Regions from separate parts of the Homo sapiens genome. Here region 2 is linked to region 1. The links are chromatin contacts, found by Hi-C in ENCODE. All regions are on one chromosome and are shown on one strand. Each heading gives the region's core, a stretch centred on a gene start or an enhancer-like site at or near the end of the contact. The rest is flanking DNA. Distances are from core to core; before and after follow the strand shown. Region 1 overlaps CDC5L (cell division cycle 5 like). Region 2 overlaps CLIC5 (chloride intracellular channel 5).

The links. A loop is a pair of places that touch in the nucleus more often than their neighbours do. Pooled maps may share reads with other maps.
Region 2: a map of CD4-positive, alpha-beta memory T cell shows a loop between it and region 1 (25-fold over the local background). The contact joins two enhancer-like sites. A Hi-C loop is called at or near these places in 1 of 168 maps with a recorded cell type or tissue (CD4-positive, alpha-beta memory T cell), 1 of 37 single-sample maps with no recorded cell type and 10 of 50 pooled maps.

The regions. Positions count from the first base shown.
Region 1 is chr6:44,428,599-44,433,172 of GRCh38, reverse strand. CDC5L (cell division cycle 5 like) reads right to left here. Exons shown (of 16, transcript NM_001253.4): 14 at 3,263-3,460. Among named protein-coding and RNA genes, the nearest start is that of MIR4642, 4.8 kb to the left of the region's middle. Within about 2 kb of position 1,857, at least 3 of the 41 ENCODE cell types and tissues checked have a DNase peak (open chromatin) inside an H3K27ac peak, as active enhancers do.
Region 2 is chr6:45,921,342-45,925,752 of GRCh38, reverse strand. All of the region lies in intron 4 of CLIC5 (chloride intracellular channel 5), which reads left to right. Among named protein-coding and RNA genes, the nearest start is that of CLIC5, 92 kb to the left of the region's middle. RefSeq lists an enhancer at 1,298-1,447. Within about 2 kb of position 2,817, at least 2 of the 41 ENCODE cell types and tissues checked have a DNase peak (open chromatin) inside an H3K27ac peak, as active enhancers do.

The DNA.
Region 1 (4,574 bases), core at 608-3,107:
ATAATTACTGAATGTGTGAATAAATAAAAGTACTAAAGCTCTTTTATTTTTAACCATTTGTGAAAATGTTTCCTACACTGAATTATAGCCATCCCGCCCTTTTAAAAAAACATGACACTGAAAAGAAATAAAGTTTTTCTTATTAATTTGGGATACCACTATAAATAGCAATCACTTTACTCCCCTGCAATGTATCTTAGTGTCTTTAAAGCTATTAAAATACACTGGGCTTTTTGCCACCATGTAAAAATGGACACAGCATGGTATGCTCTCATAACTTTTCCTTTCCTTATATTAACTGTCATTGCTGTGTTTGCTCTTGCTGTCTTATTTTACACACAAAAGTCTGGCAAGGTTCTAAACTCAATTCTGCCTCCAAAGCAGAATAAAATACATGGACTTGGTTACAATTCAGAAGTCTTTTCCACTTATTTCTGACCTGTAACTGCATTCTGATTCTATTTATTTAACAAACTCCTTGCACACACACATCCTCTACCACATTCTACATAAAATCTGAGATGGTTCTATTAGTTTTAAATGAGTATCTTAAGGATTTTCACTTAAGTGCTAAGTTTCAAATATTAATCATGAGTAATGAATGGCTCAAAGACTACCTCCAATATAAACCTCAGGGCATTTTTTTTTTTTAATCCATTCAGGAGACACCAGCCACGACAAAGCTGGACTTCATCTTGCTTGATAGGCAGTGATAGGGCCATAATTTAGATTCACGGTTCCAAAGTTCATGGCAGCAAAAATCAAACACACTGGCAGCCATGGCATACAGTGCTTACAGAGAAGGGCTTATCTCCTGAACCTAAGAGTGGAAAGGATAATTTAAGTATAGCATTTAGTTTATACAATATAACTGGAGTTCCTTCCCCACAACAAACTTTGAATAATGTTTATAATTTAGCAATCAACTGAAATGAAAGAATTACCACAATTGAAATAAAATATTTATGTATTTCAAACCAATAGAACTGTGTCTTCAAAAACTAAAACAAGCTAAAAGAAACCTAGTTCTGAATTAGTGATGGATACAAATAAAATGGGGGTTTGTTTATTCAAGTCTTTGAGCTGCTTTTCTTTTTTTAAAAGATTTCATGAACTTTCATTTGAAATAAGCACAGTTTACCAAATTAAAGGACTTGATTAAGTATTCTTTAAAAGTAACTAGCTGGGTAAACAATAAAGTAAGTTATCCAAGAGTCAAGAAAAGAAAAATGACTTCAGACTGCTTTATGAATATTCTCCAAAATCACCAATCCTTCAACAAAAATAGTTCAACGGAAGATTTCAGTTCCTGGTACTGAACTGAACAAAGAGAACCACATGTTTTTAATGGTTGCTCATAAACGACCCAAATAAATCTCCAAAAGAACAGGAGTGGCTCTTTCTGTATTTTTCCCTTTAAAATTCATAAGACCAATTCAACACAGAAATAAAAATTACTGTACTTTATGGCACCACTCACTGTGTGACACATTTATTTGCTGTCATGAAAGTTAGTACCTCAACAAAGTAAATGAGATTTAGGGAGAAAAAAATTTTCTACCATTTAAAAAAGCACAAAATGTTCTTGCCATTTGCGGCAAAAAGAGTTTACCCACCTCAAATGAGAAGATTTTCATACTAAGTAAGAAACCTAAGTATTTATATATAAATAATACAAAGAAGCTTTCCAAATAGCTTTTCAATCAGTGATGATGCTGATATTAGATCACAATTACACTGCTAACTACCATTTATAAGAAATGAAGCCTACACAACAAAAAAATGTAACTTACAATTTAACCACTGATGTTCTATTTTCCCTGGCTTTAACACTGAACCACAACACAGAGCAACAGCACACCCTGCTGGAAGTTGGTAATACAAATAATTAGCAGCACTGAACTAAGATTTTACCCAAGATGAGAATTACTTCAGAACCAGTCATTTCTCACTGAGAAAAAAAGAGGTTCACAGGCATTAACCATCAGCTACCTATATATATGTGATCTTAATGGTTAAATTAAAACTCAGAATAACTCAAATTAAAAGATACTGCTTTTTCCTGCTCATTTCCTCAGCCCCATACAGCCCCAACCACCCCAAGTGATTTTACTACTTCTGGCTTTAACCCTAAATAAAAATATTTTCAAATGCACTTTTTGTAAAGAGAAACTGGTAATCACATAAAAGAGGAAACCAAGACGATTTTCTGTATATGACTGCCTGAAGTACCCCTTCTCTCCCATCCCACCTTGGCCTTAGAAATGCCCCTAAAGATTACCATTAAAAATGCACAAGGCATAGCCGGGCATGGTGGCTCACGCCTGTAATCCCAGCACTTTGGGAGGCTGAGATGGGTGGATCACGAGGTCAAGAGATCAAGACCATCCTGGCCAACATGGTGAAACTCTGTCTCTACTAAAAATACAAAAATTAACTGGGCGTGGTGGGGCGTGCCTGTAGTCCCAGCTACTAGGGAGGCTGAGGCAGGAGAATCGCTTGAAACCAGGAGGTAGAGGTTGGAGTGAGCCAAGATTGCACCACTGCACTGCAGCCTGGCAACAGACTGAGACTAGGTCTCAAAAAAAAAAAAAAAGAATGCACAAGGCAGCCTGGTGGTCTGTGAACCACAATTTACATGCCATTGGCAAAATGCCTACACAGATTCTGGAATTCAAAATATGCAAACTATATTAAGAAACCACATGTCCTGAAACTGCATCTAGTATGTTTTCAACATTTTCACAGACATGAAAAATCATGGAAGCCACTAACTAGATAATCCAGCTCTGCCCTCCCTAACTCAAACTCACAGTAATCCAAGGATGAACAGAATTGTATTTAAGTTTTGTAAATGTACTCTCTTTGTTATAAAAAGAAAACTCCTCGTTACTGCTGAGATTCCTCTTCAGAGAAAACAGGCTATGCTAGCAATGACCTGCCTGTTCTGAGTGACTAGTATTGGCTTCTTGGCTCCTTGCTCCCACATCTAAAGGTTCTGATTGACCTCTGGTCAACTTGCAGGGCACTCTTTAGTCATGAAGGCCAACAATTCTTTAAAAAAAAAACAAAAACAAAACAAACAAAAAAAAACAATGAACAAGGCCAAGAAGATCCAACACTTAAGTGTAGTTTTCTCCAACAACTAAAAAGGCAATAAGCACCTCAGGTGTGTTTTTCTGACATTGTCTCCAGTGGCATTATTTAGTTCATTATCTCAATCAAAGTACATTTAAAATTAAAATTTTAAAAGGATACCAACCTCGAGCCTCTTTTCAAGTGATTCAATTCTGTCCTTTTTACTAGCCAGATTGGCCCGTGTGTAGCGGCTCTGCCCAGGAAGATATAAAACTTGACTGTAGCATTCTTCCCACACCTGGTTATAAGCTTCACTTGAGAGCTCTCCATGGCTCATTCCTTGTTTAACCACTTCCATCTCCTGCACCAAAACATCCTGGGCCTGTTTACAATAATAATTTCAATAAGTTTAAGTACTACAAACACTTGCCATATCCAGAGAGCTTTAGAAGACTAATTTTTTCCCTCATGCCTTGAGTCAAATCCAAGATGTGGTTGGTTGTTTTTTGGAAGGGTGGATAACAATACCTAGGAAAAATAGCTTAAGAAGCCTTTGAGTCAATGCAGACTGCTTTTTAAAAATCAAGCATCCATGTTTCCTCAAAAGTATAAACATCCTTTGCTTTCACTCACTATAACAGCAGCTATCATTTCTCAGGTACCTATTGTGTGTGTGAGAAACTAGGTTTAAAAGTTTTACCTACATTATATCCAAAGATCATAATCACCTTACAAATTAGCCAATATTAACCTCATTTAAAAGCTAATGAAATTTGGCCAGGCACGGTGGCTCCCTCCTATGATCCCAGCACTTCGGGAGGCTGAGGTGGGCGGATAACGAGGCCAGGAGTTCAAGACTAGCCTGGTTAACACAGCAAAACCTCGTGTCTACTAAAAATGTAAAAATTAGTAGGACGTAGTGGCACATGCCTGTAATCCTAGCTACTCAGGAGGCTGAGGCACAAGAATCCCTTGAACCCAGGAGGTGGAGGCTGCAGTGAGCTGGGATCGTGCCACTGCACCCCAGCCTGTGCAACAGAGTGAGACTCAGTCTCAAAAAAAAAAAAAAAAAAAAAAAAGCTAATGAAACTAAGGCTCATAGAGATTCAACCACTTGTTAAGACCACATCGTTAGTAGGCAGATGAGGCAGAATACAAATGGCACCACTGGGTGTGCCCCTTCCACTCTCCCACTCCACCATGTGTGCAGGACCTCACGTGATGGTAAAGGGGAGCTAGGCATCTTTTTGTCACATGGCATTTTTCTCATCCTGAAGGAATGCCCTGACATTGCCAGATAATGAGACTGGGGCACGAATTAGATGATAGATCATAAACCAGTTTAGTTCACTACTAAAGAAAATAGTGTAAAATGACAGAATGAGAGGGAAAGCTGGACAGGCCTGGGTTCAGATCACAGCTTTACCATTGAAGCAGCTCTTTGAGCTTGCTTAATTTATCTGAGCCCATTTCTCAGGGCTTTTTCAGCCTGGAAA
Region 2 (4,411 bases), core at 1,568-4,067, 1.5 Mb before region 1:
ATAAGTATATAAATAGAGTCACATGATTTTAGGGTCCTTCATCTTTCCTCAAACCCCACTGAACGGCTTATTCTTTCAACAAATACTTATTCAGTACCATACGCTGTGCAAGGTGCTAGAATAAAAGTGAAATAATGAGGCTGAGCGCGACGGCTCATGCCTGTAATCTCAGCACTTTGGGAGGCCAGGGCAGGCGGATCACGAGGTCAGGAGTTCAAGACCAGCCTGGCCAATATGGTGAAACCCAGTCTCTACTAAAAATACAAAAATTAGCCAGGCGTGGTGGCACGCGCCTGTAGTCCCAGCTACTTGGGAGGCTGAGGCAGAAGAATTGCTTGAGCCAGGGAGATGGAGTTTGCAGTGAGCTGAGATCGCACCATTGCATTCCAGCCTGGGTGACAGAGCGAGACTCTATCTCAAAAAAAAAAAAAAAAAGCGGAATAATGACATGTTGGCATGTTGGCAATACCTATGTATATTGGCAAATGTTGTGTTTGGCTGTTTGTAATAGAAGCCTGACTACAGTGGCTAAAGCAAACATGTATTTTATTAGCAAAACCTATATAGCATTTTACTATGAACCATGCCCTGTTCTAAGCACTCTTGATAAATGTTTACTTCTTAAGAGGAATTTGCTTTTCTCACATGACAAGAAGTCCAGAGAGTAGAGAGTTCCAGGCAAATGTAGTTGCTGAAAGAAGTCGAGAATTGAGCTGCTGCTTAGAGCTCCTAATTCTCCATCTTTCGTGTGTGACTTTCATTCTTGTTTCACAGGATGGTTGCTCCACCCCCAAACATCACATCCGCATTCCAGACAATGCCAGCCGCATCTATCTTATCTTTCCCAGAAGCCCATTGATTAATTTCTACCGATATCTCTTTAGCCAGAACTTGGTTATTTGGCCTTCTGTAGCTGAAATTCTGGGAATCTAGGAAGATGAGTATTTTTGATAGGGCACATTGCTACCCTGAAAATATATATATATATGGGCTCTGTCTTCTACTAGTAACAAATAAAAGGAGACTGAATTCTTGTATATTCAATTCTTATATATTCACTTTCAAGTTAAGGTGATATTTTTTCTCTCTCTGGTGAAAATACCTGTCCTAGCCATTGCCAAAAAGGACACACTATTTTAAATTCTCCTTTGGTGCTGGAAAAATCTGAGTCATTTACCCCCTACTAGATTTCAGGAAACAGAAGTATAAAATTGCACATTTAATTTGCTACACACTTCAAACTTTAGGAGATGCAAGACTCATGTAGTAAAAGCTGTGCAACTCAAACATCCAATGGGTAGCTTCTCCCCACAAACTGTAATTTTTGCTGGGGCACATTAGGGTATCCAGGGAACTGCTCTGAGCAAGGGGGAGGGAGGTCCAGGTGTACTTGTAGCATATCTGGGGAATTCTGTGTAAGTATCAGTCACCCCCAACCTTTAAGGTTGCCCCATTTCACATCTGTTATGATGAAGGCTTTCGGCTGGGGGACTGTGGTTCTGGCTGTAGAGTCAGAATGAAAGGAACAGCTGAATATCCCTGTTCATGTCAGCATTTCAGGGCAGAGGATGAGTCAAGCACGATGTTTACTGAGCAGAGCCAGAGGCAAGAGCCACTTTTTTCTTGCAGCTCTAAGAATTTTTTGTTGCTTTTTTTGTATGCTTTGTTTCTCATACATCAGCATCATCATGCGTTGCACATACACATTGTACATAACAACTGCTTACAGCATGCCGGGCACTGTACTAAGCCCTCTGCAGGTGATGACTCAATTATTGCTCCCAGCAACCCTCTAAGGTATGCCATGTTATGATCTCCACTTTGCAGAGAAGGAAACAAGCACCGGTTAAGCAACCTGCCCAAGCTAGTATGTGTCAGGGTCAGGACCCCAGCCCAGGCAGCTGGTCCCATGATCTGTGCTCTTGACTTGCGTATATTAACATTTAATATAATCCACTATTTAATATGTATGTAGTGCTGAATTAAACAAGAGTGTGTCATTTAGGAAATGGTGATCAAATCAGTTCACGATCCGATGAATACTCAATGAATGACTACCATGTGTATTTCCTTAAATATACTCAACACTTCCCACCTTCCCCATCAGGGTCCTCACCCAGCAATCCATGTGGGGAAAGGGGCACAAAGTTGGCCCACAGTGGGCACCGAATAGATGCCTGTTTAACAAATAAAAGAATGGGCAACTGGAAGAGAATTTGTAGGATATTCACAGAATCACCAAATCCAGTAATTATTTCAGTCTAGCATTGCAGTGGCACAGAGGCAGTTTTTAAGTTTGTGAATGGCTCTTATGTAAAAGATGTGGCTATTTGAGGATGAAACAAGACAAAATGTGGTGAATGTACTTCAGCCTAAGTGTTTTGGGGGAGGGAGAATTGAGAAAAATCTCTAGGTCTAAACGCTGGAACGGATGACTGATAAAGTTAGAATCTCTCTTAACCAGCTCATTCTAAGTGTGTGAGCATCCGCATTAAACCTAATCTATGGCCTGATACTTAAAAATAACCTGTTATAAAGTAACCATAAAAAAACTCACAGATTTCAGCCTGATTCATTTGGCCACATAAACTACAATCAGCATTAATAGCTTCCGTCAGCATTTATGCCGTACTTTCTATTAGCACGATGGGTTCTACAATCATTTATGAGTTTCTGGAAAGTCTAATAGAAAACACACGTACATGTTCTCTGTGGAAAATACACAATAGGTTTTTGGGGAGTTTTTTGTTTGTTTGTTTGTTTGCTCAGGGATAAGCCAGAAGGTGTCGCCACTGCCCCATGGCTAAAGTCTGGGCCGGGTTCCCTAACCAGAACTTCTCCCCTGATCACTCCTGAGCTCGCTAGCTCTGCAGCTTCCTCCCACATTCAGTCAGTCTCTCTCTCTCTCTCTCTCTCTATCTCTCTCTCTTTCTCTCTCTCTCTCTTCCTCCCTTCTCCTGTTGATAAATAAACATTCAGGCAGCTTACATGCTACAGATGAGTACACAAAAGGAAACTTAATTCGAAGACCTAAGTGATAATCTTTCTCTTCAAATCTACTGTGGCTTTTAAGAGGTTTAGAAAATTATTTGGATCTGGAGTCCCTACCTCCCTTCATACTTTAAGAAAATATTATACTAAAGGCATGCTAAAGTTGTCCTAAATGTTTACCATGCTGGTGTTTTAAACATAGCCAAATACTGGCCAAAGTCTCTTGCCTTTAAAAAAAATATGCATTTTGTTGTTGTACTAATACTTCTGAACATACGCCAAATATAAGGGTGATTTGTGGAGCTGTATTAAATAAAAAGATGCTTCTTTATAAGAATCCCCTATAGAGCTTGGGGAAGCAGCTATGTGGAGAATCTGTGTCTTCCTTAAGAAAGTTTCTGAATTCCTTGGAAATACATCAGAAAACACCCCATTCTCCCCACCACAGAGGAGGGTGGGCAACCAACAGTGTCCTATATCCCAACCCACCATAATTGTAAGACTTAAACGCTATCTTTCAAATAAAGAATCATTTACTGGCTTCTTACTGGAAAGAACTATAGGAGCTTGTCATTTAATTCATCCTCCCCTCTGAGGCTGAAATTCTTTCTAGAACAAACAAATAATACCCATGGCACCACGTGCTGCACACTCTCTGTAGCCCAGCTGACGCCACACGAGGGAACAGTGGGGAATCTGTTGAAGTTGCCATTGCATTTTGCTTTCTCATAAACCGCTGTTTGTCTTTCTGCCTTTCCTGTTTTTAGCAGTGCCTAGAAACGGAGGCCTGGGAATTGCCTCCCCCATGTGAGCCCCTGGGTTGTTCACACCCAGGGCCAATTTGACAACATCCTCCTCTCTGGCTATGAGGCCAAGTCCAGTGTTCTTGGTTCAGTGCCAAAGGTGGACATGAACTCTCTAAACTGTCAAACTAAGAAAATGTGACACACCCATGTGGCCTGGAGAGAGCAAAGCCAAACCCAAAGAGATGCTTCCAGGCAACTTTAGATCCCTAACATGTTAGGAAAGTCAAGAGCAAGCTTCATCCTGCAAGCTCTCCAGGATTCTCCTTGGACCTGGAACATGCTAGGATGTTCAGATAAACTTCACTTCAGACACTGAATTTCTGCCTTGAGCTATCTCTTCTCTCATCTTTCTCTCGGTGTCTTCTTCCCCTTCATCCTCTCATAAACCCAAGTTCTATAGCTGTAATAATAATAATAGCAGTTAACTTTAATCAAGTCTCACTCTGCACCAGACACTAGATGATGTGAACCTGTGAACAAGCATAACTGAGGATTCAAACCCAAATCTCTTATGGCAGAGTGAATGTGCTGCTCTGCTACTGTGTTTGTTATCAGAAGCCATGGCTCCCCGACATACTCGACCCAGATTCTCTGTTTCTTCCTTGATGAAACCA